Linked DNA regions of Homo sapiens: region 2 is linked to region 1. Evidence: chromatin loops called from intact Hi-C (ENCODE). Cell type or tissue: K562. All regions are shown on one strand.

Evidence for each region. Hi-C counts contacts between places; a loop is a spot of excess contacts. Peaks named below come from ENCODE experiments on the same cell type or tissue, not always from the same donor. Only the 100,000 strongest peaks of a DNase experiment are listed, where the experiment ranks them.
Region 2: it touches region 1 in a loop (2.7-fold over the local background); 1 of 110 quality-filtered maps calls a loop at or near these places.

What each region holds. Positions count from the first base shown.
Region 1 is chr4:127,730,293-127,735,292 of GRCh38, reverse strand. It overlaps SLC25A31 (solute carrier family 25 member 31), which reads right to left and starts at 4,893. Exons shown (of 6, transcript NM_031291.4): 1 at 4,516-4,893. The coding sequence starts at 4,747. In K562, a CTCF peak has its summit at 2,463 (motif pointing right); a DNase peak (open chromatin) is centred at 2,502.
Region 2 is chr4:128,048,973-128,053,972 of GRCh38, reverse strand. No RefSeq gene overlaps it. Among named protein-coding and RNA genes, the nearest start is that of LARP1B, 9.8 kb to the left of the region's middle. RefSeq lists an enhancer at 1,113-1,282. In K562, a CTCF peak has its summit at 2,556 (motif pointing right); no DNase peak of the experiment used is centred here.

The DNA of each region.
Region 1 (5,000 bases):
TTATCTCAAGGCACTGTTAGGGTGAAGTTCATTTTTAAGAATAGTATATAGGAATCTATATTTCAAATAGTCTTCTTGTCTCAGGTCCAATTAGACTGTCATTGTTTCTACACTGAATGTCATGTGAATGATGAAATAATACGCCATTTCTTGGAGTAAATGGCATCAGCTTTTTCTTGTGGTTCATCATTTGATATTGGTGTTACCCTTGATTTGGTTTTCACGGCAGAATCTTTTTCAAAGTTTTGTCCATGTTTTGAGGATTTAGTTAAAACCTGATAATAGAATCTATAAATCCAGTTAATTGGGCAAACATAAACAATAATATATTATTGAGGAAGGGTGCTTGTCATTCCCTCTACCTTGTGTAACTCCCACTCTTTTTTTCAGGATCCCTTAATGTCCCGTGATATGTAACTGACATTGGGCCCAAGCATAGGGGACAATGCCAATTTATATATTAAATATCAGTAAAATTTATTTTTGTATTTTACTTAAAGTACATATAAATAAAATACCTAATATTTTCTTCCCATACCCCAAAATAGCATCTTCAAGATGGACCCTAGGATATTAAAAAACCTCACTGTTCTAAGTCTTCAGAAAAATGGGTTTGGGAAAAGCTTAGATGAAAGCTGATAAACTCGTGACACGGAACTCCTAAAAGAGAAGAGTTTGGATAGGCTTGTAAAAATGAGACTGTACGGATCTTTTTTTTTTTTTTTTTTTTTTTTTTGAGACAGTCTTCCTCTGTACCCAGGATGGAGTGTAGTGGCACGATCTTGGCTCACTGAAGCCTGTGCTTCCCAGGTTCAAGTGATTCTTGTGTTTCAGCTTCCCAGGTAGCTGGGACTATAGGCGTGCGCCACCATGCCCAGCTAATTTTTGTATTTTTAGTAGAGACGGGGTTTCACCATGTTGGCCAGGCTGGTCTTGAACTCCTGGCCTCAAGTGATCTGCCCACCTCTGCCTCCCAAAGTGCTGGCATTACAGGCATGAGCCACCACACCCAGAAAATCAGTTCTTTAAAAGGCTACATTTACAATATACTAATAAGACAGTTCCTTTGATTAAACACATATTTACATATGTATATTTTGCTCAGTGAAAAACCAAAATGTTAATTGTGGTGACTTTAGCAGTGATGTTACTTTTTGCTTCTTTATATTTTCTAATTTTCTACAATAATTATGCATTATTTGCATAATAAAGGTTTAAACAGTGTTAAATAAAAGTACACATACAAAGTTGGCAGGTGATAAAACCAACTAAAGAATATAATAAATCTTTAAGAACAACATAAGGATAAATCCAGAAGCTTTCATAAGCCAAGAAAAGCTTATAAAAAGTGTCAGAAACACTCAAAGTGATATTTAAAGCTATATTCAAGGCAAGAATGCAGAGATCTATTCTTGTAATGGAAAGAAAGTAGAGATAAGGTAAGAAACTAGAGAGCATCTAGTTGTGCATTCTGTGTTCATATCTCTTTCTCCAGCTCATTTCACATGGCCTAAAGAAAGGAAAAGTTGTGAATAAAATTAGAGAAAACATAAAAACAATCTTCAGGACACCTGAGATGTGCATGTGTCTTGACTTTCAAAAAAGAAAGAGAAGGCAAATTGCAAGAAATTTATGTTTTAAAATAAGGAAGTTGGTAGGTCATGACCATACCAAAAATATAATAGTCAAGCTTGCCTCTACTTATAACGATTCAGTTGTAATTAACTGCATATTGACATTTTGAAATACGTCAAATAAATATGTGTACAAGTATACATACAATCATCATAGATTCAATAGCTACAAATACAGATGACACAGGTTGAGCATCACTAATCCAAAAATCCAAAATTCTCCAAATCTGAAACTTTTTGAGCACTGACATCATGGGCAAAGGAAATGCTTATTAGAGCATTTTGGATTTTAGATTAGGGATGCTCATGTGTAAATATAATGAGAATATTCTAAAATCTGAAAAAATTAAAAATTCCACAACTTTTGGTCCCAAGCTTTTCGGATACTCAACCTGTATAAATGATGACCAAATACTATAAGCAGAGTTGCTGACATGAGTTTCTGCAATGATGAACTCTTAGTAAACTTCTGAACAGAAGAAAGTACGATCTTTTTTCTACTTCCTTATATGGTAGCTGCATTACTGGAATCAGTGTATACTAAAATCATGCCCCAGACAATGTGTTTATAAGTAAATCAGAGTTAAGTTATTTCTAGGCTTAGAGAAACATAAACAGGTTTCACTGCTACACGAAAATCGAAGGGGAGATCTAAAAGTCATTCAGGTTGCGGGATAAATCTTCATCATGTATGACTGGCCTGCATATAGCAGCAGGACGTTTAACATTCCTGGCCCTTGCCTTTCATACCATTGTAAAGTAGGATTATACCCCTCTATCTTTGTGCTAAATAAAAAAAAATTGCCCCACAAGTTTCCGAAATTGCCTCTAGATGGCAATAGTATCCTTGTAAATTACTGATCTCTTAGCATAGGATACACCATGGTACCTTCATAAAGCTTTATATATAATAGAAAACATCTTCAAGTTCTACTTATGATCCTCTCATCTTGGAACTTAAAGCAAGGACCAGGATACATCTGAGAATGATATCAACTTACAAGGGCCATATTGAATACGTTTAGGTTTAAATATTGTGAAAAACATTTAAAATATGAAATAAATTAGCACTAGTCAGCCCTATCTGACCAGAATACTTCATTTTACCTGACAAAATATTTGAAGCAGAAAAGCTAATAATAGAGAGGCCCCTACTTCTCTTCAGAAGTCTTAGAATATAAACGAAGAAGAGACAGGTTCCTTGCTTTTCCTGAAAAAATCTTGGGGGAAATGAGAAGCTTGCTTTAATTAAATGAATGAGTGGAGAGAGGCAAACTATGAAAGACCTGAGCTTAGCTCCCAGATGATGCATTAAGTTTCTACCCCTGACCCCATATACTCCACGCCACAGGTCTGGAAGAGTTGTAACCACATCCCTAGCATTCCTAGGGTACAAGGTGCTTTTTTAAATGGGACAGTATCTGGCCCTAGAACAGGACTAAAAGAAAGGTCTGCACTGGAGTTGAAGCCACTTCATTTCTTGAGAATACACAATAAATGTCTATTTCTTTTTAAAAGATCATACAGATTTTTCTATTGAATCCAACTATATGGGTGGATTATATAAAATATCTGATAGACTTATCCCTTTAGCTAACTTGGGAGCCATTTTGCAGCAATGGTTCACAAAGCACTTTCGTTATTTCTTTAAATCATTCCAATATTAATAGAAAAAATCAATGATGAACAAAAATGAAATTTTAAATAAGGACAGTGCTTGATGCAAAAAGAAAAACTGGTAATACTGATCCCATCTTTATTTTAAACTTGTATATATTGTGTTTGTTATGAATTCTTTTGCATGACTTGATTTTTAAAAGATTGCATTAAAATAGTTTAAAGTTTTTTTTTTTTCCTGTTTTTAGGAGTGGAGGTTTAATAGAAAAAATAAAGAGAAAGGAGAACAGCTCTCTCTCTAGTTGAAAGAGAGGGGCTTCGGAAACGGAAGGACCCTAAAGTTTTGTTTGTTTTTTTGAGACAGGGTCTCACTCCTTCATCCAGGCTGGAGTGCGGTGGCGCGATCTGGGCTCCCTGAAATCCCCGCATCAGGGTCCCGCAAGTAGCTGGGACTGCAGGCGTGCGCCACCACGCCCGGCTAATTTTTGTATATTTAGCATAGACTGGGTTTCGCCATGTTAGTCAGGCTTGTCTAGAACTCCTGAGCTCGAGCTCAAGTGATCCGCCCGCCTCGGCCTTCCAAAGTGCTAGGATTATAGGCGTGAGCCACCGCGCCTGGCCTTAAAATACTTTTTATCTTGATGACTGAGGGTTGGGTTTTTTTTTTTTAGGGCCCCCTTGAATTTTGGGCAGAACGAAGTACCCCCTTGGTCTTCAGTAGAATAAGCAGAACCTCTTTTCACTAATAGGTTTCAGAGTACTGGTAAGCCCTAGTGCTCCCATATTTGTACTTCTCTTAGACATACTATTTCAACAAATATACATATAGATTTTGACTCAAGGTCTCCTCTGTCGCCCATGCTGGAGCATAGTGGGGTGATTATACCAACAAATATTTAAGCAACTTAGAGCACTAGTTATAGCAGAGTGCCTAATGGCATCTCCCTCAATCCTGGGAGGTCAACCACTCTCCTTCTGGACCTGGCACAGGTGCACCAAGGTGTAAATCGCACTGCAGATTTAGAGAAAGAGAAGGCAGTGGTCTCCCCGGTACCAGGACTTGGTCAGGACCAACGCGGCCCTGGAAAAGCAGAGCCTGTTAGGTTCAGAAACTAAATTCTGGAAGGGTAAGAAGCAAATTCATCACCGACAGCTGTAGCTGTGGTTGTGGGGCCCACAATCATGCCCCTCCCAGCCACCCTCTTCTCTGGGAAGCTGACGAGGGCGCCGGGAGAGGCTGTCGGGGCGGCCTGCCTTGACGCACCCTGCTCGCGAGGAATCCGCACCAGGCAGTCCACCATGCCTTTGTACCGCGCCTCGGGGCTGATCTGCTTCGACGACGCCTGCACCTGCAGCAGCAGCTTCACCCGCTCGATGGGCGCCACCGCTGTCTTGGACACAGCTGCCGCGACTCCGCCGGCCAGAAGGTCCTTCCCGAAGGATGAGGCGTCAAACAGCCGCTTTTCTGCCTTCTTTTTCGCAGGCTCACGATGCATGATGGAGAAGGATATAAAAACCGGCAGCAGTGGCTAAAAATGAGTACGGGAGCTACGATGAAGGGAAGCGGAAAACCGGAAAACCGCTGCAGCATCGTACTGGCGAGAAAGTGGCTCTTGGGACGCTGAGAGAGCCGCGCGCCGGCGAGGCGCGTGCGGAAAAGCTGCGCAGGCGCTCCAACGGCCTCCAGCCACGTGACGCCTGACACGTGACACCTGACACGTGACTCCTGACACGTGGCTCCTGGATGCG
Region 2 (5,000 bases), 320 kb before region 1:
CTGCACTCCAGCCTGAACGACAGAGCAAGACTCCATCTCAAAAAAATAAAAAAAGAAACAAAGAAACAAACACTACAACTTACCAGATGACATTAAAAAAAAAAAAAAAGAAAAAAAACAGTGTGACACTACCAAAATTAGTACAACTATTGTGGGAAACTGGCAGTACTTAGTATAGTTGAATATGAGCATATCTCTGACCCAGCCATTTTGCTCCAACAGTAATGTGTGCACAAGTGCACCAAAACACATGAACAGAAAAACCCCAGCATTCTTTATCATTCTTCTAGCCCTAAACTGGAAATAGCCTAAATGCCTACCAGCAGTAGAATACATAAATAGTGGCATGGTATATGTGATGGTTAATATTGAGTGTCAACTTGATTGGATTGAAGAATAAAAATCCTTCAATCCAAGAATTGTTCCTGGGTGTGCCTGTGAGGGTGTTGCCAAAAGAGATTAACATTTGAGTTGGTGGACTGGGAGAGGGAAACTCAACCTCAATCTGGGTGGGCACCATCTAATCAGCTGCCAGCATGGCTAGAATAAAGCAGGCAGAAGAAAGTGGAAGGACTAGACTTGCTGAGTCTTCCGACCTTCATCTTTTTCCCATGCTGGATGTTTCCTGCCCTCAAACATCAGACTACAAGCTTTTCAGCTTTTGAACTCTTGGATGTACACCAGTAGTTTGCCAGGGGCTCTTGAGCCTTTGGCCACAAACAGAAGGCTGCTTCCCTACTTTTGGGGTTTTGGGGGACTGATCTACCACTGACTTCCTTGCTCCTCAACTTGCAGACCACCTATCCTGGGATTTTACCTTGTGATAGTGTGAGTCAATTCTCCTTAATAAACTCCCTTTCATATCCTATTAGTTCTGTCCCTCTAAAGAACCCTGACTAATACAGTATATAATGAAATAATATACAGCTTTGAAAAATTAACTACATCTACAGGCAACAATATGGATACATCTCAAAGGCATAGTGTTAGGCTGGTAAACATAAAAGATGGCACACATAAATACACTGTGATTTGTATAGAGTTAAATTTACTTAAAGTTCAAAAAGAGCAAAATTAATCTATTGTGTTAGAAGTAAAGATAGCAGTTATCAGGCCGGGCACAGTGGCTCACGCCTGTAATCCCAGTACTTTGGGAGGGCGAGGCGGGTGGATCACGAGGTCAGGAGTTCAAGACCAGGCTGGCCAAGATGGTGAAACCCTGTCTCTACTAAAAATACAAAAATTAGCCAGGCGTGGTGGCATGTTCCTATAATCCCAGCTACTCGGGAGGCTGAGGCAGATAATTGCTTGAACCGGGGAGGCGGGGTGGCAGTGAGCCGAGATTGTGCCACTGCACTCCAGCCTGGGTGACAGAACGAGACTCCATCTCAAAAAAAAAAAAAAAAAGATAGTAGTTATCTTTGGGAAAGTCAAAGGAGTTAAGAAAAAAATGTAAGGAGTATGATCAATGATTCATGGAAAATTGAGTATGCATCTGTTTCTTCACTTCTCCCTCTTCAGTCCAGTTTCTGGCTCTATCACTCAACCGTGTCACTAAAATATCAAATGACTTACATGTTAATAAGTCTACTGGGTAATTTTCAGTCTTCATCTTTTCCTTTCAGCTTTATTTTTCACAATTAACTACCTAGTGGTAGGTAATAGTTAACACACATATGCTAGACACTAAGTGTTTTACATGTGTTAATTCATTTAATCCTAAGAACAACTATATAAAATACAGATTATTATTGCCCCCATTTTTAAATGAGGAAACTGAGGCAAAATGGATAAATGGCTTGCCTAGAATCATACAATTAGAAAGTGCCAGGGCCGGGCGTGGTGGCTCACGCCTGTAATCCCAGCACTTTGGGAGGCCAAGGCCAGTGGATCACCTGAGGCCAGGAGTTCAAGAGCAGCCTGGCCAACATGGTGAAACCCCATCTTTGCTAAAAATACAAAAATTAGCCGGGTGTGGTGGTACATGCCTGTAGTCACAGCTACTTGGGAGGCTGAGGCGGGAGAATTGCTTGAACCTGGGAGGTGGAGGCTGCAGTGAGCCAAGATCATGCCACTGCACTCCAGCCTGGGCGACAGAGCTAACTAGACTCCCATCTCAAAAAAAAAAAAAAAGACTCCCATCTCAAAAAAAAAAAAAAAAAGAAAGTGCCAGAGCAAGGATTTGAGCCCAAGCAATCTGGCTTCATAGTTCTCCATAGTTCATACTCTTAACCATAACAATACACTATATTGCCTTTTTTTCCCCTTAAAGTTGTTCAACAATACTACAAAATAGCTTGTGGTTTTTAAAATGCAATCAGCCGCCAGGCGTGGTGGCTCACACCTGTAATCCCAGCACTTTGGGAGGCCGAGGTGGGCGGATCACCTGAGGTTGGGAGTTCGAGACCACCCTGACCAACGTGGAGAAACCCCGTCTCTACTAAAAATACAAAATTAGCTGGGTGTGGTGGCCTGTAATCCCAGCTGCTCAGGAGGCTGAGGCAGAAGAATCGCTTGAACCCAGGAGGCAGAGGTTGCAGTGAGCCGCAGATGGCGCCATTGCACTCCAACCTGGGCAACAAGAGCGAAACTCCGTCTCAAAAAAAAAAAAATGCAATTAGCTTATGCATATGGTAACACCAAATGGTACAATATTGTTTATAATGAAAATAAAAAAACAGTTCTACTTCACAAAGGTACTAATCCCCAAAGTTACCATCTTTCAACTTTTGCCTTGCCACTATAAAACATGAGGATTTAACACACTTACATAAGCCCCTGCTCGATTCTCCTCCCAATTTCTGATATTTTTGTTGTTTACTTGGAAATTTTAAATAATTTAAGTAATTTGAACATTTACTTAGTATTTCACCAATTTTAGAAAGAGCTTCTTATATTGCCACTCTATAAAATGAGAATATATCATCCTACCCTTTGTTCTACCTTCCAACGGTTGTCTGCTTTTCTTTATTTTTACATTCAACCCTCTTATTAGAACTCCCATGTGTCCCCCACCAACACACACCATTTTTTTTTTTTTTTTCGAGACAAGATCTCACTCTTTTGTTCAGGCTATAGTGTAGTGCTGCGATCACGGCTCACTGCAGCCTTGACCTCCCAGGTTCAAGAGATCCTCCCACCTCAGCCACTCAAGTAGCTGGGACCAGAGGCATGAGCTGCCAAGCCTGGCAAATTTTTTTTTTTTGAGACGAAATCTCACTTTGTTACCAGGCTGGAATGCAATGATGCAATCTCGGCTCACTGCAACCTCCACCTCCCAGGTTCAAGCAATTCTCCTGCCTCAGCCTCCTAAGTAGCTGGGATTACAGGCACATGCCACCATGCCCAGCTAATTTTTGTATTTTTTTTTTAGTAGAGACGGGGTTTCACCATGTTGGCCAGCGTGGTCTCGATCTCTTGACCTCGTGATCCACCTGCCTCAGCCTCCCAAAGTGCTGGGATTACAGGCGTGAGCCACTGTGCCCGGCCGTGGCAAATTTTTTATTTGTTTCAATTTTTGTAGCGATGAGGTGTCCGTTGCCCAGGCTTGTCTTGGACTCCTGGGCTCAAGCTATACTCCTGCCTTGGCCTCCTCAAATTTCTTGCTTTTCTTTATGGTTTGTCACTAAACATGCATCCCATAGTTTTGCCTATTTTTAAAACTATATGTAGATGGAATCATATGCTACTTTCCGTCTTGCTTCTTTCATTCAATATTATGTTTTTAAGATTCATACAAGTTGAGAGTAGCTGTAGGTCATTTATTCTGTTATAGTATGTGTATTTCATTGAATGACTATATCACAATTTTTTATGCTATTGTTGATGAATTTTTCGGCTTCCAATTTGGGACTACTGTAAACATGGCTTTTATGAACATTTTTTTTTCTGGTGTGCATGTGCCAATTTATTGAGGGTATCATTTTAGGAATAGAATTTCTGAGTCATAGGATCTGCATATCTTCATTTGTTCCAAATATTGCCAAGTCATTTTCCAAACTCTTGTACCAATTCACACACCCACTGGCAGCGTATGAGAGGTCTCCACATCCTGGACATTTCTTCCTTTTCCTTACATTGTCAGGAGTAATCACTTATACTCTATTGAGTAACCATAATATACCTTTGTGCTTTGTTCATAGATTGGTCTGAAAATTTAAGAATCCACAAACAGCTTTATGTTATTTTGAGTTTATAGCTATCTCTTACTGCAGAACAATGTAGTATGAGAGGACTGCATTCCCTTCTCTGTGGTTTCAGTGTCATGATCCCCTAGAAATAAGATCAAATGGGGCTGAGCACGGTGGCTCACACCTGTAATCCTAGCACTTTGGGAGGCCGAGGCGGGCGGATCACCTGAGGTCAGGAGTTCGAGACCAACCTGGCCAACATGGTGAAACCCCGTCTCTACTAAAAAATGCAAAAATTAGCTGGGTGTGGTGGTGGGTGCTTGTAATCCCAGCTACTCCGGAGGCTGAAACAGGAGAATCACACGAACCCAGGAGGCAGAGGTTGCAGTGAGCTGGGATCACGCCCCTACACTCCTAGGGAACAGGGCGAGACTCTGTCACACACACAAAAAAGAAAAAAACTATTGATAACAAAATAGGTTTACTTGTGCTTAGGTAATTTGGCAGACATCTTCTAAAAAATGAATGAAATGAGCCTGTCACATCAGTGGCAACAACTAGACAATATTTGTTGTCAGTGATAACCTTCAAGTTTTCAAGAGAAAATGAGAAGCTTGGAAAACTTTTAACCATTACCATGAACTCAACAGCTTCCTAGTGCTTAAAGATTTTCTGATGAGCTCAGTAGTGATTTTAATGAACCTAATTTTTGATGTTGTGTAATGAAATGTGTCAACATTTTGGAGGTCTGCATAACTCAGTGACCCAATATTTTTCTAATTACAAAATCATACATAGGGAACATGAAGGGTAAGAAGACTACTGGCTTTTTTTCTGACTTACAATGTTTTTATTACTATATGTCACATA